Regions from separate parts of the Homo sapiens genome. Here region 1 is linked to region 2. A link is a loop called in an ENCODE intact Hi-C map of the cell type or tissue named here. Cell type or tissue: upper lobe of right lung. All regions are shown on one strand. Links, peaks and the distances in the headings refer to the core of each region. The heading gives the core; the rest is flanking DNA. Region 1 has its middle 8.2 kb from the start of CRYGN. Region 2 overlaps NUB1 (negative regulator of ubiquitin like proteins 1).

Region 1 (11,449 bases), core at 5,234-7,733, 77 kb after region 2:
TGTAGTGAGCCAAGATTGCGCCACTGCACTCCAGCCTGGACGACAGAGTTAAACTCCGTCTCAAAAAAAAAAAAAAAAAGATAAAAAAAAAAGTCCCCTGGGCTCCATCTGTTTATCCCTCTCTCCCCCTTAACTCCTGGCAACCACTGATCTTTTTACTATCTTCACGGTTTTGCCTTTTTCAGGATGTCATGTATTTGGAATCTTACAGTATGTAGCTACTACGGTTTGAACGTGTCCCCCAAAACACATGTGTTGGAAACTTAATCCCCAATGCAACAATGTTGAAAGATGCGGTCTCATGGGAAGGGTTTAGGTCATGAGGGCTTCACCCTCATTCATGGATTAACGCTGACCATAAAGGGCTACAAGGTCAACCGCTTGCTCTCTCTCACCCTCTCTTTGCCCTTCTCCCATGGGATGATACAGCAAGAAGGCCCTTGAAAGATGCCAGCACCGTGATGTTAGACTTCTCAGCCTCCAGAACTGTGAGCCAGTACATTTGTGTTCATTGTAAATTACCCAGTCTGTGGTATTCTGTTATAGCGGCACAAAACGGACTAAGACAGCAAGTAGCTTTCTCAGATTGGTTTCTTCCACTTAGTAATATGCATTTAAGATTCCCTCATATCTTTTCCTGGCCTAGTCTCTCATTTCTTTTTACTGCTGAATCATGTTCCCTTGTCTGGAAGTACCACAGTTTAGTTATCTATTCATCAATGGAAGGACATTTTGGTTGTGTCCAAGTTTTGGCAATTATGAGGAAAGCTTCTATAAACAACCACGTGTAGATTTTTGTGTGCTCCTTTCACTATACACTAAGGAGTGGGATTGCTGGATCATATGTTACAGGTATGTTTAGTTGTGCAACAAACTGAAAAAAAAATAAAAGCCAGGTGCAGAGGCTTGTACCTGTAATCCCAGCTACTCAGGAGGCTAAGGCAGGAGGATTACTTGAGGCCGGGAGTTCAAGACCAGCTTGGACAACATAGCAAGACCCTGTCTCTAAAAAATTCAAAATCAAATCAAATAAAAAGAAACTGTCAAACTCTCTTTCAAAGTGGCTATATGATTTTTCATTCTGACCATTTGGTGCTATCAAGTTTTGGATTTTAGCCATTCAAATAAGTGTGCAGTGGTGTCTCATTGTTGTTTTAAGAGCTTTTTTTTTTTTTTTTTTTTGAGATGGAGTCTTGCTCTGTCCCCCAGGCAGGAGTGCAGTGATGCGATCTCAGCTCACTGCAATCTCTGCCTCCTAGGTTCAAGCAATTCTCCTGCCTCAGCCTCCCCAGTAGCTGGGACTACAGGTGTGTGCCACCACGCCCAGCTAATTTTTTTTTTTTTTTTTTTTTTTTTTTGGAGATGGAGTCTTGTTCTGTTGCCCAGGCTGGAGTGCAGTGGCGTGATCTCAACTCACTGCAACATCCACCTCCTGGGTTCAAGCGATTCTCCTGCTTCAGCCTCCCGAGTAGCTGGGACTACAGGCACACGCCGCCAAGCCTGGCTAGTTTTTTGTATTTTAGTAGAGATGGGGTTTCACCATGTTGCCCAGGCTGATATCAAACTCCTGAGCTCAGGCAATCCGCCTGCCTTGGCCTCCCAAAGTGCTAGGATTACAGGCGTGAGCCACCGCGCCTGGCCAATTTTTGTATTTTTAGTAGAGATGGGGCTTCACCACGTTGGCCAGGCTGGTCTTGAATGCCTGACCTCAAGTGATCCGCCTGCCTTGGCCTCCCAAAGTGCTGGGATTACAGGTGTGAGCCACTGTGCCCAGCTGAACTTCTTCTTTTTAATTTGTATTTGCCCTCATCACAGCAGGGCCAGAGCACACAGACAACCCAAAAAGGTGATGACAACAGAATCCAAAACAGAAGCAGTGATTTGGGGTGTTTTCTGAGAAATATATATGAAAAAATGCCTAGCTGAAAGCCCCACGCAAAGAATTATTAAAAATGGGTAGATGAATAAGATACCTGCAAATTTCACCTCCATTCCCTATTTCTAATGCAATATCTCAATTCCCACCTGGGATTTTATTATAATTCAGTTACCAGAGGAGGAGTCTGCTAAGATTCATATTATCTATTTGTGGCCAGGTAGAACCCCTCCCCAAAATAGCTACATAATATGCAAATGCCAGTATCACCAAACCTCAACATCAGAGTCATTTTTTTGAGTCATCTTTGGTAGAGCACTGTTAAAATGTACCTTGAGGTAGGTGAGATCTTGAGTCACTATACAGCTGCTAGTTGGGGACAAAATTCTAAGGAAATGGACTGAGAATAAATATCGTGACAGCACAGAAGAAGCAAGGCTAAGAATGCTATCATGGCTTAAAAAATAAAATCTCAATAACATGTAGCCTTAGAACTACCAGTAGCTGCTCAGCATTGGAGAGTTTTACAGCGTGGAGGCTAATGGTTTTAATAATAAATCACCCTGAGCCATCACCCGTTTGCCTGCCTCCCTTCTCTGCCTCTTGTCTCTCCCGTTTTTGGGTAATTTAGAGCACAGAGAAGAATAGGAAATAATATAAGGAACAATAACACCACCATACAAAGTTTGTCAAATCTTAGCATTTTGCCAGGTTTATGTCGGATCAATGTTTTTCCTTAAAATAAGAAATCATTATACATAGAATTGAAGGCTTCCTTCCCCATAAGGATAAGATACTGTCCTGATTTTTGTGTTATGTCTTTGTGTGTTTTCATCTTTTTACTTTCTTTGTATGTATCTGTAAATAATAGAAAATTTTTAGTGTGGCTACATTATATGTAGCCTTCTGCAATTTGGTTTTTTGTTTTAGTGACAAGAGTTTCTGAAATGGTGAATGAACAAAGCTCAGTAGAATTCCTCAGAAAACTAAGTAAAATCTTCCATTTATATATCTAATAAATTGCATACCAGGAAATCTTCAGTATATATTAAAGCCACACAAAAAATACTATGCGTTTCTAGGGGAAATTGTGGGACAGTGTCTCCTTGGATGTGGTGGGATATCCAGCATCCTGGGGCCTGCCCACCCATCCTCCAGCATTCTGACAAACAGAAACACCCTACAAAATTCCAACCACACCCTGGGACCAATACTGCCTCCTTTGAGGCCCATGCCTCTGGGTGAAATTGCTGGGTTGAAGCATGAGTTCACCTTCAAGCCACTAGATGCCACAGAGGTCTTCCAAATTGCCCCACTGACATACAGATGAGATCTACCCTTGGTAGTTCCAAGGCCAGTTGCTCAACATCAGTTCAAATGTATAGCGTTCATTTGAATTGGATCTTTTGTAAATTGCTTGTTCATATGCTTTGCTCATTTTTTTCTGTCTTTCCTTATTGATTATGTGTGTGTGCCTGTGTGTGTGCAAGTGTTTCTTTGTTTTAGAGACAGAGTTTCACTCTGTCACCCAGGCCAGAGTGCAGTGCCACGATCATAGCTCAATGCAGCCCCAAACAACTGGGCTAAGGCATCCTCCTGCTTCAGCCTCCCTTGTAGCTGGGACTAAAGGCACACGCCCACACCCAGCTAGGTTTTTAAAATTTTTTGTAGAGACGGGGTCTCACTATGTTGCCCATGCTGGTCCCGAGTTCCTGGCCTCAAGGGATCCTCCTGCCTTGGCCTCCTAAAGTGCTGGGATTACAGGCATGAGGCACCATGCCTGGCTGTGTGTGTTTTAACTTGCTATCTATTCTTTTGCTGTGTGTGTGTGTGTGAGTCCGCTATCTGTTCCTTTGCTGTTGTCTATTCCTTGTTGTGTGGGTTCATTTTAGACTTTTCCCAGTTTGTTGCTACTCCCAAACCTGCCCTAATTCAATACAAAGTCATGTGAGTGGGCAATGAGGCCCTTCCAGCCCTTCACTCTGGAGCTCTGGGTGTGTGTGACAGGCTGAGGGGAGGCACTTTCCCAGTAGCCCCCTGCCTCCAGCGTCATCCTAATGCTCTTGGGAGCAGAGTGGTCCTGGGGCTTGGGAGAGGCCATCCTGGGTAGCGTTTGAGAGACAGGACTCAGGACTCCCCTCCAAATTGAGGCTGTATGTGACACCACTGTGTGAGACCCCCAGGTTCTGCCCCCTTCCCCACTTCCTTCTCCATGCCCACTCCCAGCTCCAGCCACTGTCAGTACCAGTGGAACTGCTGCAGGAGCCTCTCAGCATCCCAGTCTGTCTGCTCTGGGCTCCTCCAGACCGTTCTCCACCCACAGCAAGAGCGGCTCCTTTCCCTATATATATATTATGAGTCATTTCAGGCAGCAAATCTACCTTCCAGTTTAAGAAATAAGACATTACAGGCCAGGCAAGGTGGTTCATGCCTGTAATCCCAGTGCTTTGGGAGGCCAAGGAGGAAAGATTGCTTGAGCCCAGGAGTTTGAAATCAGCCTGGGCAACAACGCAAGATCCTGTCTCTACAAAAAAATTAAAAAATTAGCCGGGCATGGTGGCACATGCCTGTGGTCCCAGCTACTAGGGAGGCTGAGGTGGGATGATTGCTTGAGCCCAGGAGGTCGAGGCCGCAGTGAGCCAAGATTGCACCACTGCAGTACAGCCTGGGCAACAGAGAAAGATCCTGTCTCAAAAAAAAAAAAAAAAAAAAAAAAAAAAAAAAGACAAGACATTACAAATGGGGGGCTCCTAGGTGCTCTAATGTGAATACTCACTTAAAACCTATAATGTGATCCTACCTAAAATTGCTCAATGGCTTCCCATGGCCCTTCAAGTGAAGCAGGGACCAGGACACGCAGGACCCTGAGATCAGGCCTCCTGAGATGTTGCACCCATCCTGGGGTGCGGTCCCAACACCTGAGCTGAGCTTCCCAGGGCTCAAGGACCTGGTCTCGCTGCCCGCGCCTCCCCCCAGCCCCACTCCCCAACCTCTCTCGCCAGCGGGTACCATCGCATCTGTGTGGGCGAGGCGCTCAGCGCTAGAGCTGTGGACACCAAGGAGGAGGCGCTCAAAAGATGTTTACAAACGGGCTGGGCGCGCTGGCTCACACCTGTAATCCTAGCACTTTGGGAGGCCGAGGCAGGAGGATTGCTTGAGCCCAGGAGTTCGAGACCAGCTTGGGAAACACGGTAAGACCTTGTCTCTACTTAAATTATATATATATATATATACACACACACATACATATACATGAGAGAGAGAGAGACCGGGTGAGGTGGCTCACGCCTGTAATCCCAGCACTTTGAGAGGCCGAGGCGGGCGGATCACCTGAGGTCAGGAGTTTGAAACCAGCCTGGCCAACATGATGAAACCCCGTCTCTACTAAAAATACAAAAATTAGCTGGGCGTGGGGGCAGTCACCTGTAGTGGCAGCTACTCGGAAGGCTGAGGCAGGAGAATCGCTTGAACCCGGGAGGCAGAGGTTGCAGTGAGCTGCGGAGGTTGCAGATCGCGCCACTGCACTCCAGCCTGGGCGACGACAAAGCGAGACTCCGTCTCAATATATATATTTATTAAAGATATTTATAAACGAACAAAAAGTTGGAAACACTTTGCATACCAAAGCTCAGGCGTGGGCGAGAGCGGGGAGACTAGACTCCGTCCGCGGTCCAGGGCTGCATGGGGCAGCGATGCCCGCTCTGCCCAACGCTCCGCTAGCGAAGCGCAGTTCGTGGTCGCCAGGCCTGCAGCTCCCGCCTGGGCTCCGCGCTTCCGCACCGGGCTGCGGGTTCCTCTCTCCGCCTCCTGCGCCGGGTCAGCCCCGGAGGACACTGATGAGTGCGTGAATGAGTAAGGGAATAAATGCGCGAAGGCCAGCACCGCCAGGCTGCAGCGCCGGCCGAGGGCCCCAGCGGAGCTCGGCGGGGGTGCGGGGCGGTTCCAGGAGCCTCGCCCCCTGCTGGGGACCCAGCTTGTGCCCTGGCGTCGTGGCCGCCGGCAGGCAGCAAGGAAGGGGGTGTAAAGAGCCCGGTTAGGCTGAGTCCCTGCCCTTCCGAGGGAGCCCGTCTGCGAGTGAGCCCGTCTGCAAGTGAGCCCGTCTGCAAGTGAGCTGGGCCTGGGCCTCTGCAGGGGTCGCCCCGCCAGCCCGGGCCCCCTGGCTGCGCCCCGTTTCCAGCCGGCGTCAGGGAGGGGGCTGCAGTGCTCCGGGGGTCATCGGATTCGGGCGGGGAAGGAAAGGCGGGACGTCTGCGCCCCAGAAGACAGTCCCCGGGTCTCCCACCCTGAAAGCCAGCGAGGTTCGGGTAAATGAAAGTTGCTGAAGCCTGACCCCTCGTGGTGGGCACAATCACCACACGCCCCAGGGCGGCCGCGGGAGGATTTAGAATTAGAATTATTATTGCCGTTATATTTGTTTAGAGATGGGCTCTCCCTATGTTGCCCAGGCTGGTCTTGAATTTCTGGACTGAAGCGATCCTCCTGCCTCAGCCTCCCGAGTAGTCGGGACTACAGGCGGGTGCCACCACATCTGCTTAGAATTATAATAAATTCGAATTCTCATAGTGCTTACTTATAGCCAGCACCAACTAAAGCTTAACATATATTAAGTCATTTAATTCTCTCAACAATCCTAGGAGGTGGGTTCTGTCATGATCCCCATCTTAGAGTTGTGGGGAGTGAGGCCCAGCCTGCATGAGTAGCTTGCACAAGGTCACAGGGTCACACAGCAAGCAGGCAGTGAAGCTGGGATTCGAATCCAGAATTGGTGCCCTTAACCTCTACAGAGAATTATAACGCACACGTTTCCTCACCTTTGTGCAGTTCTAAAAGCACACCAGCTTTATCTATTCATATTCTTACTTTATTTTATTTTATTTGAAACAGAGTCTCACTCTGTTGCCCAGGCTGGAGTGCAGTGGCGCGATTTCAGCTCACTGCCTCCTGGGTTCAAGCAATTCTCCTGCCTCAGGCTCCCGAGTAGCTAGGACTACAGGTGTGAGCCACCACACCCGGCTAATTTTTGTGTTATTAGTAGGGACGGGGTTTCACCATGTTGCCCAGGCTGGTCTCGAACACCTGACATCGTGATTCGCCCCCCCTCAGCCTCCCAAAGTGCTGGGATTACAGGTGTGAGCCACCGTGCCTGGCCTCATGTTCTTATTTTAGATCTCACTTCACTTCCTTCTTCCTCACCTAAGTCATCAACACATCCTGATCGAATGACTCAAAGGCTGAAAATATGCTCATCCTTTAAAAGCTACCCATCAAAGTGCAAATTAAAAGCACAATGAGACATCACAAGTGTCGCTGAGGGTGCTGAGCAAGTGGGACTCTCACTCACTGCTGGGGGGTGTGTGAAATGGTACAGTTACTTTAGTTTTTTATAAAGTCAAGATACGCTTACCATGTTAACTGACAATTCCACTCTTGGTGTTTACCTAACAGAAGTAAAAACATAGACCCCCAGCTTTGCACATGTTATAGCAGCTTTATTCATCACAACCCCAGCCTGGACGCAGTCCAGGCATCCACCAATGGTCGAATGATAACTACATCGTAGTTCATCCATACAACTGAATGCCACTCAGCAGTAAAAAGGAACAAACCCTCGATACACGCAATGGCATGAATAAATCCCAGAAACATCCGCTGAGCCTAGGAAGCCAGACGCAGAAGCCTGCACGCTGGGTGGCTCTGTGTGTATGAGACTCTGGACAAGATACAGGGCTCTTTGGTGCCAGACAGCACACCAGCGGCCTCCTGGTCCAAAGCTGGTGGTGGCAGAGATGGTGATTTTCAGACACAGCACAAGGGAATTTTTTGGGGTGATAGAAAGTTCTATATTTTGATTGTGGTGGTAGGCACACAGGTGGATACGTTTGTCAAAACTCATCAAAGTTTACACTTAAAATGATTGAATACAGTAATCTCAGAACTTTGGGAGGCTGAGGCAGGCAGATCACCTGAGGTCAGGAGTTCGAGACCAGCCTGGCCAACATGGGGAAACCCTGTCTCTACCAAAAAGTATAAAAAATTAGTCGGGTGTGGTGGCGTGCGCTTGTAATCCCAGCTACTTGGGAGACTGAGGCAGAAGAATCGCTTGAACCCGGGAGGCAGAGGTTGCAGTGAGCCAAGATTGTGCCACTGCACTCTAGCCTGGGCGACAGAGTGAGACTCCGTCAAAAAAAAAAGTGAACACATTTATAGCACAATCTGACAAGACTTTAAGACAAGAATTTGGGGTGTTCAGAGAGATAAGCAAAGCGGTCATCTAAAAAGGACAAGAAAGCCAGGCGCAGGGACTCACAGCTGAAATCCCAGAGATAGACTCCATCTAAAAAAAAAAAAAAAGAAAGTATAGTTCTCCGATATTTCTTTTACTCTTGAAGCAAAGAAGAGCTCTCTCCCGCCAAGTTGATATTACAATCCATAGTTTTAATTTTCCTTTTTGCAAGAACACATTTGAAAGACTGTAACTAGTTAATAAACTTACCAATACATCTTATCACTAACTGCACTATTGTCTCTGAGATCCTGTACCCTCCACCTGGGTTTCTCTCCTCTTCATGTTGAAGTATGTCTTTCAGTTACTCATTTAGTAGTAGCCTCTGTGTGGTAAACACTCTCAGTCTTTGCTTGTTTGAAATGATTGTAAAGTCTCTTCTGCCACAGTCACAGGTTCCAGGGATTAAGACGTGGACATCTTTGGGGGTCACTATTCTGCTGACCACAGGGAGCAGGAGTGAAGCTTCTGAGCCAGGGGCCCCAAGCCAGGGCTCTTCTCAGCACCAGCTGGGCCTCAGCAGGGAGACAGCCAGTGCTCTCCACCACCAGCCCTCAACTCGCCTCTGCTTCTGCTCCCTTCCTGAGGCTCTGGAAGGTTCCTGGCCACCAGATGAAAGGATGGGCAAAGTGGGGGCTGCACAACAGAGCCAACATGGTGAAACCCCATCTCTACGAAAAATACAAAAGTCAGCTGGGTGTGGTAGCGGGCGCCTGTAATCCCAGCTACTCAGGAGGCTGAGGCAGGAGGATCACTCGAACCCAGGAAGTAGAAGTTGCAGTGAGCAGAGATCATGCCACTGCACTCCAGCCTGAGTGCCATCCCGGGCAGTAAGCCTGTCCCCGCTCTGGTTAGTTGGGAAAGATGTATGTCACCAAGGGGAGGGAGGCCCTGGCCTCACAGGGTAGGAAGGGCCTGCCTGATCCAGCCCAGGGAGGGGGGCTCTGTGCTGCGTCCCCTGCCTCTGTCCCCGTGTGGTCCCAGTGCCGCTGTCCCCCTGGAGCAGGGCTGTCCATCATCCTGAGGTGCCACAAGTCCCTGCTGTGAGGCAGGGGCACCACCCGAAGTCACACTGTCCCCACCAGGGCTCCTGGCCCTGTGTCTCCGTGGCCTGATCTGGGAAAGGTGCACGTGAAATCCCTCCACACAGACCCACCATGAGGGTCAACAGCAAAGTGGGTGTGGGGGCCATGGCATCGCGTTTTGATCTTTTGGTGTTTAATGAATTCTCACTGTTTAATTAGTCTCCACTTTGAAGCTCACAACAAGCCCACCATCTTGGCAGGGTTCTGTGCGGTTAACCCATTTCACAGATGAGCAAGCTCCTCCCAGAGGAGCAGAGGGACTGGTCACCAGGTGAGCGTGGGGTGCTCCTGAGAGCCCACAGCTCAGGCGGCCCGGCACCGGCAGACAGGACAGCTGGCCGCAGTGGCAGGGAACCCCGGAGTCGCCCTGGGCACCCTCAGGCTGGGCTCCTGGGAGGGCTGGAGTGGACTCAGGAGCAGCCAGTGGCCCTGGGAGACAGGGAGCGGGAGGGTGGGAGGAGCAGCTTTGTGCCTGCCAGGGCCTGAGGGAACAACTGCACGACTTTGCCTCTCTTTGCTTTTCCTGATGATGGGGGCAGCCTGGCAGCTGCTGTGTGTCTTCTGCTCTTTGTCACCTCCCGTCGCCCGCTAGGTGTGGGAAGTCATGCAGTCACCTGGGTTTGATTCTTTGCTCCCACTTGTCCCTTCCCCAGGCAGGAGGTCAGCGCCTGTGGCTCCTCTCTGGGTGGTGGATGCAGGTTCTGCTAGCTTCATAAAAGATGACAGGGACTGTCACTTTCTACTCTCTGGGAAGAGTTTGTTCCTTAAAAATTCTGGACGGTCCCAGCCTGATGCCATTCTAGGGTTAGATTTTTGACTTCCAGGTTCCATTTCTGTAACAGGTCTAGTTCTAGCCAGGTGTTCTATTTTTTTCCTGAGTCAATATCGGTAATTTATGCTCTTCTAGTCTACTGATTATTCCATCTAAAATGTCAAACGCATTGGCATAAAGACATCCACGGGGTAAACTGGAACCGTGCGAGCCTGCTTCATCTGCAGCGACGCCCTCTCGCCGTGCTTTCTCATCTGCATCATGAACACACCCCACTCATTGGGGGTGTGTGGAGGGTTGGAGAATGCCCCAAAGGGGCCCAGCTTAGCTCAGGGCCCCCACCTGATGGCACCACCAGCCTTGGCTAGTCCCAGCAACCAGGGAGAGACTTAGACATTTTTGAATATTAAGGAAGGCATTCCAAGGTTCTGGGGGGTGAGGGTGGGAGTGCTGGTCCCTGAGGCGCAGGCTTCTTTCCTGGGCGTAAGGCAGGACTGACTCCAAGAGCAGGGACTGTGCACAGCCAGGCCCTAGGGTACTGACCAAGCAGGGAGCTCCAGGGGCTGCGGCAGCTGGGGTCCACGGTGACCCCCTCAGTGCCCCACTGCAGACGCTACAGTCCCCTCAGCTGTGGTCCCAGGCTGCAGCAGCGTGTGTCCTCATGCTCAGTCTTCCAACCTCAGGACTCTGGTGCACACAGCCTCGCTTGCTTCTCACGTTACAGCCCTCCGGGCTAGAGCCTCATTCCTTCAGGATCTCTGGGTCCATGGCTCTGAACAAGGGAGCCCCGGACAGTTCACTTGGGGCCAAGTGGGGTCCCTGCCCAGCTCACTCCTGGTCTGATTGCCTGCAGCGGGGGGCAGGCCACACAGCACGTGGTCCCACACCAGCCAGGGGCGGGGTGGCAAAGCACAACATGGGAGCCTGCCTCCTGACCTAGGCCACTGCGCCTTTGCATCACCATTTGGTCCCGGTGGAGTCCGAGTGGCTCAGGACGAGTCTGAACACTGGGCCAGTGGCAGAGCAAAGGCAGGAGGAGGAGAGAGGAGAGGAGCTCCTATCAGCAGGGATGTGGCTTTCACCGCAGCACCACATGCAGGATGAGATGAGACGTTTGTGGGGTTCACATCAAGAGAGGGTTTTTATTTTTTATTATTTTAACTTTTTTTGAGACAGGGTCTCGCTTTGTCACCCAGGCTGGAGTGCAGTGGTGCTATCATAGCTCACTGCAGCCTTAAACTCCTGGGCTCAAGTGATCCTCCTGCCTCAGCCTCCCAAGTAACTAGGACCACAGGCACATGCTACCATGCCTGGCTAATTTTTACACGTTTTTGTAGAGCCTGAGTCTTGTTATGTTTTCCAGGTTGATCTCTAACTCTCGGCATCAAGCAATCCTCTGCCTCGGCCTCTCAAAGTTTTTGCTTTTGTTTTTT
Region 2 (11,449 bases), core at 5,019-7,518:
GGCCGTTAGAGCCTGGTGCTTTCTGGATTGTTTTTCCCCCAGCTTGAATATGATTGAACATGAATGCCTTGTCAGAGCCGTCATCAGCTGAGGCATTCATAGTACGTAGGGATTTTTTTGGTGTCTTTAAAGAAGTGGTGTTCAGCCCTGGCTGTACACTAGAATCAGCTGGGGAGACTCTGGCAGTATAACCACCAGGCCCAACCCCCAGAAATTTCTGTTATGTTTGGTCTGGGTGGGATCAATGATTCTTAAAGAAAGAAAGAAAGAAAGAAAGAACGTTGCTCTGGCCCAGGTGATGCTGATTTGCAGTCAGGATTGGAAGTCACAGCTTTAAAGCATGGTCTTCCCCGTATTTGCTGAGGGCCTCTGAAACAGTGGCCCTGGGTTCTGCTTCCTATCAAGGGGCTGCATGTGTGTCCTGGGGCAAGTGGTGGTAAGCTTTGATTCCTAAGCCCTGATTTCTGATTTCTCTTTCTTTCCCCCATTAGAAGGATGAGATTATAAACACAGCTCCCTTCCTAAACATTAGGATCTCTCTTTTAGAGCAGTCAGCCTTTGAATATATACCAAGAACGGGGAAAGAATTCCAGTCATTCACAAAAAGGTTTCAAATGCTAAAAATGTTTCAAATGCTGCTTGGCAGTGATGTCACTGTCCTTCTCTTTCCAGTGAGTGTTGCAGAGAGCTGCTGGACACAGTGGATAACTACGCCGTCCTCCAGCTGGATATAGTGTGGTGTTACTTCCGCCTGGAACAGCTGGAATGCCTTGATGATGCAGAAAAAAAATTAAACTTGGCCCAGAAATGCTTTAAAAATTGTTACGGAGAAAATCATCAGAGACTGGTCCACATAAAAGTATGTTCCTGGAATTCATCTTATGTCTCGTTGAGTCCATTTCTAGCATTTGTGTTTATTCCTGTTAAAGTATTTGAACTACTGCCAGAAGGTAATTTCATTTTGATAGTAGTATGCAGTATAGTCTTTTTAAACTATATATTTATAAAGTGTTCAATGTTTTACAAATCTGGCTGTCTCTCTTACTTAGCGTGTGAGCATTTAGCCCAAAGGAACATGGTTTGCTAGTCATAGAACCCCATCAGTGATCACCCTGACCAGGAGAGAGCTGCTGACTTCTTTATATCGGTAGAGTCTAATTTGCAAGATGTAAATGCAGAAAATAGACATTTCAGCAGTAATGGTTTACGTGAATGAGTCACAGCTCAAGAGCTGTGGCTCGAGTAAGGATTTTTCTGATTTCCCCAAGTCATCAAAATCCTGCTGATGCAGACTCTCTGATACCTGGTTTGGATTTCTGCATACTTCTCTGCTGACCAGAAGGGCCACTGTGCTGCATGTCTGGAGGCTGGTGCCCTGACACTGACTCTCCTGTGTGGCATGAGGAATGTTATCATACCACAGGGGATGGGGAAGAGGGGGCTTCACTTTTGCCGTCAGTCATAGTGAAGCCATGGACATTTTAATACCTATCATGTTGCCCCTCTGGAGACCAAGGGAATGACAGAGATGAGTATTATAGACCTGTAATTAGAAATAAGGCAATTTTATCCTTTTTTTCTTCAATAATTTTAGGGAAATTGTGGGAAAGAGAAGGTACTGTTTCTAAGACTCTACTTACTTCAAGGGATCCGAAACTATCACAGTGGAAATGATGTAGAGGCTTATGAGTATCTTAACAAGGTAAGAAAAGTAAAGTTGTAACCAATTTTCACCTCCTTTTAAAAAACATTCCCAGAAGTTAAGGATTTTAACTTAGTAGTTTGTGACTTGTGAGAAACATGCCTGTGCTTTCTCCGTGCACAGGAGATGTTGAACCAGAAACATATTTGTATATGTTAGAGTACAGCCAGATGCTGTAATGAGACTTCAAAAAGACAGTGACTTTAATTGGATAGAAGTTTATGGCTCACTCATCTTGCCGTCTAGAGGTGAGCCAGGCCGGAGCAGTGAGCAGCCCGCCAGCCTCAGCGAGGCGTCCTAGGTTGCTCCTGTCAGTGCCTCTTCCAGCCAGCAGAGGGGGCAAGAGAGAGTCCAGAGCAGGCCACTGGAGAGATGACCCCGCAGCTGCACCCAGCGCTGTGGCTGCATGCCATTGACTTCGACTTCACTACCTGGCTACACCCAGCTGCAAGGGAGGGTGAGAAATGCCACGTGCACAGCTGAAATTCGGGGGCTTTTGTTGCAAAAACAAAGTGGTTACCAGTCACTTCTGCAACACCCAGCCTCTTACCTCGTGTTGTGCTGTGGCTAAGTTATGTGAGTAGAGGTAGTGTTGGTCTGTTTCCATTTGTACTTGTTAATAACAGGCCTAGTTTAGAGATTTTATCCAAAATCTGATGCCTTTTAATTCACATTGGATACAATCTAATTTCTTTTAGGCTTTCACTTTGTATTAAGCTTTAAGTATTGCCGTGGTTACATGATTCTTACATTTCCCTGTCTCTAGGCACGTCAGCTCTTTAAAGAGCTATATATTGATCCATCAAAAGTGGACAATTTGTTGCAGTTGGGGTTTACTGCCCAGGAAGCCCGGCTTGGCCTGAGGGCGTGTGATGGGAACGTGGATCATGCGGCCACTCATATTACCAACCGCAGAGAGGTACCCACTTTCACATGCCCTAGCTCTCTTGGGTATGAAAGAACAAAAAAAGATAATCCCACAGGAGTGTTAATAACCAGGAACTCTTTATTACTCCAGATTGGGAAGGAAGGAGAAACTTGTCCTTTTTTTTTTCTTGAGACAGAGTCTCACTTTGTCATCCAGGCTGGAGTGCAGTGGCACGATCTTGGCTCACTGCAAGCTCCGCCTCCCGGGTTCAAGCAATTCTCGTGCCTCAGCCTCCTGAGTAGCTGGGATTACAGGTGTGTGCCACCACACCTGGCTAATTTTTGTATTTTTAGTAAAGATGGGGTTTCACCATGTTGGCCAGGCTGTTCTCAAACTCCTGACCTCAAGTGATGCGCCCACCTCAGTTTCCCAAAGTCCTGGGATTACAGGTGTGAGCCACCGCGCCTGGCCGAAACTTGTCTTTTTCAATTGGATCATTTTTCACATGCTGCAGTCTCCTTAGTTTTGTTTCCTGCTGTGGTGGCAAACGGTCCCCTCTCTCTCTTTCTTTAACACCATAGTGTATTTCTGGAAGTCATTTTAAAAACAAAATTGTTTTTTCATGAGGTCATTATTAAAGTTGGGGATTGCATCCTTGCCTAGAAACATAAGTCAAATCATAGAAACAAGTTGTATTATATTATGAAAGCACAGGTTAAAAAACTATAATCATTTGAAACAATTAAGTACATTAAAGAAAACCTTAGAATTTTGGAGTTGGAAGCATCCTTATTCTATCCAATATGTTCTGCAGTGAAAGAACTGAGGTCTAGAGGGCGGTCATGGTGGAATATTAGCAGGAGAGCCATTTTTCTTCTTGCCAAAACAAGAAGTTGGTACTAGATTATCTCACAGGTCCTTTCTAGCTGTAAACTCCAGCCATAGAAGTCTCTAGAATCTTCACATGTATGTTACCTCGTTTCCCTTTTTGCTAAACACTAGGATAATCCTGAAGGAAAAAAGCAGCCTCAGGGGTATTTGGATGGGAGCAGGAAAGCCCCGTGGTTGTTTGCCTACCTGATGCCAGAGAGGGAGTGGATTCGTGGGTTCATTCCGTGGTGAGCAGTCACAGGGTTTCTCCTTTTACAACACCAGCTGTGGTCATTACCTTTCTCTCTTGCCTAGTCCAATCGTGGTCCTTTGGGTCTTGCTATAGAAGTCAATGAGTAGGTAAAGGCAGAGACTTTGAAAAGCTGAGTTCTTTTTTTTTTTTTTATTCCAGAGTCTCACTCTGTCACCCAGGCTGGAGTGCAGTGGCGTGATCACTGCAACCTCTGCCTCCCAGGTTCAAGTGATTCTTCTGCCTTAGCCTTCTAAGTAGCTGGAATTACAGGTGCCCACCACCACGCCCAGCTTTACTTTTTGTATTTTTAGTAGAGATGGGGTTTTACCAATTTGGCCAGGCTGGTCTCGAACTCCTGACCTCAAGTGATCCTCCCGCCTTGGCCTCCCAAAGTGCTGGGATCACAGGTGTGAGCCACTGCGACCAGCTGAAAAGTTGAGTTCTGTGTGTTTGAGTTTTACATGGTCTAATTCAGTACTAACAGAAAAATGAACATTGCTGATACTGATTTATTGCTTTACTATTACTCCACTACCAGTAAGAATTTATTATTTTTATTTTTATTTATTTTTTCCTTTAATTTTATTTTATTATTATTATACTTTTAAGTTTTAGGGTACATGTGCACAATGTGCAGGTTAGTTACATATGTATACATGTGCCATGCTGGTGCGCTGCACCCATTAACTCGTCATTTAGCATTAGGTATATCTCCTAAAGCTATCCCTCCCCCCTCCCCCCACCCCACAACAGTCCCCAGAGTGTGATGTCCCCCTTCCTGTGTCCACGTGTTCTCATTGTTCAATTCCCACCTGTGAGTGAGAATATGCGGTGTTTGGTTTTTTGTTCTTGCGATAGTTTACTGAGAATGAAGTAAGATTTTATTAGCATCTGGAAAGCTAGTGTTTTAAAATGAGATCATTTGGAAAACAGTTCTCATCACTGTATAAGACTATAGTTCATAAAACATTGTCACACTCATGTCATTCACTTCTGCCTGTGACCAGCCGAGAGGCCACAGGACAGGTACTTCTCATCTTACACATGGGAAGAGCTGTTGCTCAGAGGTGGTCTTTTAAAGTATAGTGGAGTCATATCACTTGTACATTTCTGAAGTTAAAAGCCCTTGGAGAAAATGCAAATAAAAAAACCAGTGTATATAGTGCAGTTGATCCTTCTCCCTCTTCCACCCAACAGATGTTGTTAGTTACGATGCCTTTGGCTGAAAGCAACAACAACAACAAAAAACCCAAAATGGCCTAAACATCAAAACAAGGGATGTGGTGGGATTTATTGGCCGTTTACTTGTAAAAAGTCCAGAAGTAGGATAGGTCTCAGGGTTAGGTGATTCATTCAGTGGCTTACTGATGTCACTGAGGACCTGAGGTCTGTCTTTTACCCCCACCCCCCACCCCATGTCATCAGTGTCATCCAGTCACAACAAGGGCCATAATCTGTGTCCCAGAATCCTCAGGGAAAATCCTGAGCTTCTTGTGATTGGGCAGCCTTGAACCTGTCACTGAGGCTGGAGGAACGCCAAGACTGGCTCAGGCCTGTGGCAAGAGATAGAGGGTTGCCACCTTAGCCCATTCAGGGGCCACCTGGGGAGCTGGAGCAGCCTCCCACACCTCAGGGAGGGGTAGAATGGGTGCTGGAAAGACAAAAACAATGTCCCACAGAAAGTGAGCTCCTATCGGAGCTTTAGATGAGCAAGAGAAATCTGCTGCCCTCGGAGTTCCAACGTTCTAGGTATGAGCATCTGACTGAGCTGAATGTAAAACAATTCGTTCATGTTTTTGTTTGAGACAGAGCCTTGCTCTCTTGTCCAGGCTGGAGGGCAGTGGCGTGATTATGGCTCACTGCAACCTTGATCTCCCGGGCTCCAATGATCCTCCTGCCAAGAGCTCTCGGCTGATTTTTATTTTTTTGTAGAAATGGGGTCTCACCATGTTGCCCAGGCCAGTCTCAAAACTCCTGGGTTCAAGCAGTCCTCCCACCTTGGCCTCCCAAGGTGCTGGGATTACAGGTGTGAGCCACTGCACCCAGCCTTTAATACATAATTATTAAAAGTTTATATTTTTTGTGCAATATGGCCCTGAGTACAGACCAGTTTCTCATCTGAGAAAAGCAACAGCTGTAGAAACGGAGCTCACAGATCATGCTTCGGCATGGCCAGGCCGTGAGACGTAGCCTTCCTAAGAGGCCATCCCAGCTTGTTGTGACCATACAGTGCCTCTCTCTTGAGATCTGATTCTACTTAACTGTAGCCACTTCAGTGCAGTACTCACTGTCATTGATTTGATCTACTTTATCTTTCTAACTCATCTTAGTATAAAGAGAAATTTCAGAAAATAATGTTCTCACATGTGTTTACATGATTAAAAGGAAACAGACTAAGACATTTGTAATGAAAGGAAGTATTCTTCGAAGCTCCCAGTTGGTGTGAGGTCTGTGTTAGGTAATGCCCAGGTCCGCTGGCTGGCAGCGTCCTTCTCTGTGCTTGGATGTTAGGTGCGCTTCTTAGCCTTTTGGAATATAAATGGAAGAAACTGTATTGAAAGCAGAGGATGGGGCCAGTAAAGGCATTTTACATGGAGTATGTGTAAATAAAAGTGCAAATGTGAGTGGTATGAAAGACTCCTGCTGGCATGTGTGGTTGGGGTGGTGTGGCAGGATAAGGTCAGTTTCGAAGCATTGTTGGGGCCAGGGAGTGGGGGCCCTGAGTAGCAGAATAAGGAGCTGGTGCCTCAGTGTGGGGAGGTGGTCAGGAGCTGCTGCGGGCTTTCAGGTAGGTGACTGGAATGACGGAGCCTGCTGCCCTGTGCAGCGGGGCTGGAGCTGGGGGAGACTGGCCACTGAGAGGTAGAGCACGTAATGGGGGCATGAGACAGGCCTGGTGCAGCTGAAGGGGAAGCAAAGGGAGCTGGCGCTGTGGGCACTCCAGGGCCACACCAGGAGGTTCTCCTGTGATAGAGACAGGCCATGAGTCTACAGATGTCTTCATCCCTGGAGATGTTTCCAGCAGCCACTCTGTTCTGCCTGCTCCTACTGTGGGGCCTGTGGAGTCTGGTTCCACAATGATGATGCTTTTGTTTTCCTAAGAGATGAGGCCGCTTTCCTGCTGTGGGGAAAATGCAGGGAGGCGCCTGTTGCCTGGGCTGGGCAGGAGGCAGGATCAGGTCTCTGGAAGGAAGGAGTCTGTTTTCTCCCCCGTCCTCGCTGCTGCTGATGGTGGGGCTGGTCTCCCTGGGAGAATGTAGCAAGTCACTTAACTTTGTTGAAAGCTTTCTGTCTCCTTGTTGGGAAAATAATGAGGTTGGATTAAATTCCTGGTTTTCAAACTTGCTTTGTTGTTGTTGTTTTTAAGCAGCAAAATCCCCTTTTTAAATGACATTTTTATGGGGATACTAGTTTACAAAATAAATTGGGAACTCTCCTGATTGGCCCTGGGTGGGAGAGGTGAAGAGACTAGAACCCTCTGCAGCCGTCCTGCGCTCCTGCAGCAATAGCAGGCAACTCTGAGAAACAGGGTTGAGAACCAAGAGGTTAGATGACCTTTGTCTCTGGGCACTCTGTGGGTTCCGAATGGAATGACAGGCCTCAGAAGGCCCTGGAGTCCTTGCTCCCCAGGCTGTGGGGGGCGGGTCACCAGCTTTGGCATTGCCCAGGAGCCCCTGATTCCACATCACATTTTAACTTGAATCCCTGGGCGATTCATCGAAGGCTGGAAGGCCTTCCCACCGCGTGCAGAAGCTCTCCTACCCGGTTCCTACCTGGTTCCTAGAAGAGAATCCATGCACCTCACACCCGCGACCTCTGCAGTGGGAGTGCTGGGTTGGCGAGCAGCCCATCCTGATGCCGGATGGTGGATGGCGGGGCTGGCGAGGCACCTCCTTCCTGCCCCACGGGCATCTCACTTCCACTGCCTGCCTCAGAAGCAGCACTTCCACCACCCCTCTGCCTCTGTGGCACCTCTGCCATTTGGCTGGGTGAGGAGAGGTAGAAAGAGGGCCCCCTGTGCTTTGCTTTGGTTTTTTGGCTTTGCCTGGAAATGCGGAGAATCCTGCAGAGCGCAGACTGAGAGGCTGTGAAATCTCAGTCCCTAACTTGGGATGGGACTTTGCTGTTTTCCTAAAGGAACTGGCCCAAATAAGGAAGGAGGAAAAAGAGAAGAAAAGACGCCGCCTCGAGAACATCAGGTTTCTGAAAGGGATGGGCTACTCCACGCACGCGGCCCAGCAGGTACTCCACGCAGCCAGCGGGAACTTGGATGAGGCCCTGAAGGTAGCAGCTCCCTCGGGGCCTCTGGCCTTGTCCCTGAGCAGTGGGTCCTGCCCAGAGCTCCCTCCATGGCTCTCCAGCATCCTCCCGGGCTCACTCCTATGGGCTGCCCCGTCATCCGGATCTGAAGGGCAGGTTTCTCCTGGGCTCCAGCCCAGACACAGGCTGCGTGAGGCCACGTGAGGCCCCATGCTCAGTGCTTGGCCCAGGCCTGGCTCCAAAACGTGGTGCCTGTCCACACCAGCACAGTCCACAGGCCAGGACTTTGTGTAGGGTTTCTGTGTGCAGCAGAGTTTAGTGAAACAGGCAGTTTCCACGGCAGAAAAAAGAGAATGGGAATTCAACTTGTAGTATAATTGTTTGGCATTAAAATTTTAAATGTAAGTATCTAGTTTTATTTATTTAGTCCATCGTACATGTTGGCAAAGGGAGAGCTTTTCAAAGAACCCCTCAGGAGTGACAGCAGGTTGGGATCCAGACAGCAGTGACTTTACCTGGGCCACTTCCTTCCCTGTGTTGGAGAAGCATATCGAATCCTCAGTAGGGCAGGTGCTGCGCTGCGTCTCAGCAGCTTGGCATGGAACCACCCTCTGCCCTCTCGGCCCCGCAGGTCAGTGAGAGACAAACTCAGAGCACACGTGGTGAGGGGTCCCGAGGGGGTGCACAGGAGGCAGGGGGCTGGCTGTGTGGAGGCAGCAGTCCAGACAGATGCTGGGGCAGCGCGGCGGGCAGGAAGCAGAGTGGTAGGAGCTGGCTTAGGTTGTGCACGTGCTGGGGGCGGGGCTGGGGGGACAGAGATGGGGTTGGAGGGGGTGGGGTGCAGGGCAGGTGTCCTCGTTTGCCCTGCTGAGGCGGGTGTGGGTGCAGCAGGCACGGGGAGTCCACCCTGCCTTTGCCTCTTATCCCTGCCCTGTTCCCCGGAAGGCTCCACAAGTCAGTACTTTTGTAACTATGTACATGTATATTTAACATATACGTTAAATTTTAAATTTTTATTTGAATATCATCTAGTTCGTTTTTTTGTGTGTTGGAGAAATATTAAGAGGTGGGAAATTCTGAATATTCGAAGGGACTGATGGGTCTCAAAATAGATGTGAATTATACGAGTGGCACAAAAATACTTCCAGTCAAAATGGAAGTACTGAGTGTTGGAAAGGAAAGTCTCCACAGGGTCTTTGAAGATTAAGTATTGTGTGATGAAGAAATCAAGGGTCAAAATAACCCTACTACCTGCCTGACATTTTAAGTCTAGAGGGCATGACGCTTTCAAAGATCAATCAGGCAGCCCTGAGCTGCTTGAGACCTTTCTGTCTGTAGCTCTGACAAAACCTGTTTTCTTGGATGCTGCTTCCACCTGCTCTCCATCCCTTCCTGCTCTAACAGAAGGGATCTTTTCCCTGACTAGTCTTGCTCCTCCTTCAAACCCCAGCTGTCCTGGTCTCTGGCTGGAAGCCTTCTGTGAACACCAGCCTGAGTGGGAGCCCCTTTCTCTGCCTCATAGCAGCAGAGGACGGCGGGGTCTGCCTAGCACATGGCAGGGTGCAGCGCCTGTCTGAATGTGTGAAGAGTTCTTAGTGATGGGTAAAGGGTGTTCCTGTGTGTTTTAGATTCTGCTCAGCAATCCTCAGATGTGGTGGTTAAATGATTCCAATCCTGAAACCGACAACCGTCAAGAAAGTCCTTCCCAGGAAAACATTGACCGAGTGAGTGACAGGCCTTTGTGCCCTCAGCTTGGACAGCCTCGGGTGGGGTTGCTTGGGGTAACCCGGGTGAATCAGGCAGCAGGACTGGGGGAGTCCGTGCTGAAACCTTGGCTCCCAGGCTCCAGGTGTAACCTGCCCACCTCAGAGGCCACCCACGCAGTAACAGAGGGCAGGGGAGGCCTCCTTGGAAAGCAGGAAAACTGGGGAAGTGTCAGGAAGTTCTCTTTAGGTTTGCTGCCTTTGTCTATGCACCACTGTTTGCATCAGCCTCATTTCTCTGCCTGTGACCTAAAAGGATGGCACTGTGACCTGGGAAACCCATCCAGCTTTGTATCCCAAGTGACGGCTCTGTCCACATTTGTGCCCCTACACGCGTTAGCACGCCTGTATGCTGTGGCCACTGACCTCGCGGTGCTCGTGGTGAGGCTGGTGTGGCGCCCTGCTCTCAGCCCGAGGTCACTGCCTGTCCTGAGATGGCTGCTCCCTGACGCACCCGACTTGAGTCTTCCAAGCCCCCTTCCAGGTTGCTCTACGCTCACATTGCACAGAAGCATGACTTGTGCACAAAGGGCCATGGTGCACACGCCGGGAGCTCTTAAACATGAGAGTCGGCTGTCCACTCGTATGGCTGACGGGGGTGGCAGAAGAGGCGCCAGGGGCTGATGCTGTGACCCCTGCGCTCTCCCCTAGTTGGTGTACATGGGTTTTGATGCACTCGTGGCCGAAGCTGCGCTGAGAGTGTTCAGAGGCAACGTCCAGCTGGCCGCCCAGACCCTTGCTCACAACGGAGGAAGCCTGCCTCCCGAGCTGCCGCTGTCGCCAGAAGACTCTTTGTCCCCGCCAGCCACGTCCCCTTCTGACTCCGCAGGTAGGTCTGAGGTCTTTGAGGGCCGCATTGAGAGCAAAGTGTCTTCAGAAGCCAACAGATGTGGCCCTAAGCCACGGCAGATGTGGAGACTGAGGGGGCGTCCCCTGACGTCACCGGGCCGGCCACCTGGACAGTGTGGCCAGCAAGAGGCACAGTCTGAGGTTGACTGTGGTCGTGCAGTGTCCCCAGGACAATCCTCACATAATTCACTTACTCCTGCGGTATTTTATTGTAGGAACCTCTAGTGCCTCAACAGACGAAGACATGGAGACAGAGGCCGTCAATGAGATACTGGAAGACATTCCAGAGCATGAGGAAGACTATCTTGACTCAACTCTGGAAGATGAAGAAATTATTATTGCAGAGTACCTATCCTATGTAGAAAATAGGAAGTCAGCAACAAAGAAAAACTAAATAATGAACAGAAATAGCGCTAATTTTCTGCTTATAAATGCTATCATTATGAAAAGGCTAATGCAGCTCTTTCTGTTCTTACTTTTTATCTGAATTACAAGTCCTCTTTGGGTGTAGGAGGGGGTGGGCAGGGGACAAGTCCAGGAGGGGTCCCAGGGCCTTCATGCGTGGTCTCGGGGAAGAAGCTTCCTCTGGCCTGGCGCAGGCCGTTCCATCTGCCTCCCAGGTCTGCGTCCCTAACCCCTTCCCCAGCTTGGTGTTTTACCCCGAAACAGGAAGGAACAGGGGTCCTGTAGAACAGGGGTCCTGGGGAAGGTGTCCAGGGCAGGGTCCTGGGAAGGGTGTCCCGACCGCTTCCTCTCCAGCTGTGGCTCCATCTGCCCAGCTTGCCTGCCTCCTGCACCCACTGCCCTGACCTTCCTGCTTCCCACGCTGCCATCTCTGCCAGGGTGCCACATGGGTTCCTGTGCCACCCTTTCCCCGCCCCTCA

Evidence for each region. Peaks named below come from ENCODE experiments on the same cell type or tissue, not always from the same donor. Only the 100,000 strongest peaks of a DNase experiment are listed, where the experiment ranks them.
Region 1: it touches region 2 in a loop (4-fold over the local background); 104 of 110 quality-filtered maps call a loop at or near these places.

Annotation. Positions count from the first base shown.
Region 1 is chr7:151,442,640-151,454,088 of GRCh38, forward strand. No RefSeq gene overlaps it. Among named protein-coding and RNA genes, the nearest start is that of CRYGN, 8.2 kb to the left of the region's middle. RefSeq lists an enhancer at 5,634-6,133 and silencers at 5,746-6,225, 6,024-6,318. In upper lobe of right lung, for the core only: a CTCF peak has its summit at 6,223 (motif pointing left); DNase peaks (open chromatin) are centred at 5,802 and 6,192; H3K4me3 peaks cover 911 bases; H3K27ac peaks cover 613 bases.
Region 2 is chr7:151,366,267-151,377,715 of GRCh38, forward strand. It overlaps NUB1 (negative regulator of ubiquitin like proteins 1), which reads left to right. Exons shown (of 15, transcript NM_001243351.2): 9 at 673-859; 10 at 1,595-1,702; 11 at 2,469-2,621; 12 at 7,831-7,977; 13 at 9,582-9,677; 14 at 10,368-10,545; 15 at 10,781-11,449. The coding sequence ends at 10,959. It also overlaps a transcript of WDR86 not described here. Among named protein-coding and RNA genes, the nearest start is that of NUB1, 30 kb to the left of the region's middle. In upper lobe of right lung, for the core only: no CTCF peak of the experiment used is centred there; no DNase peak of the experiment used is centred there.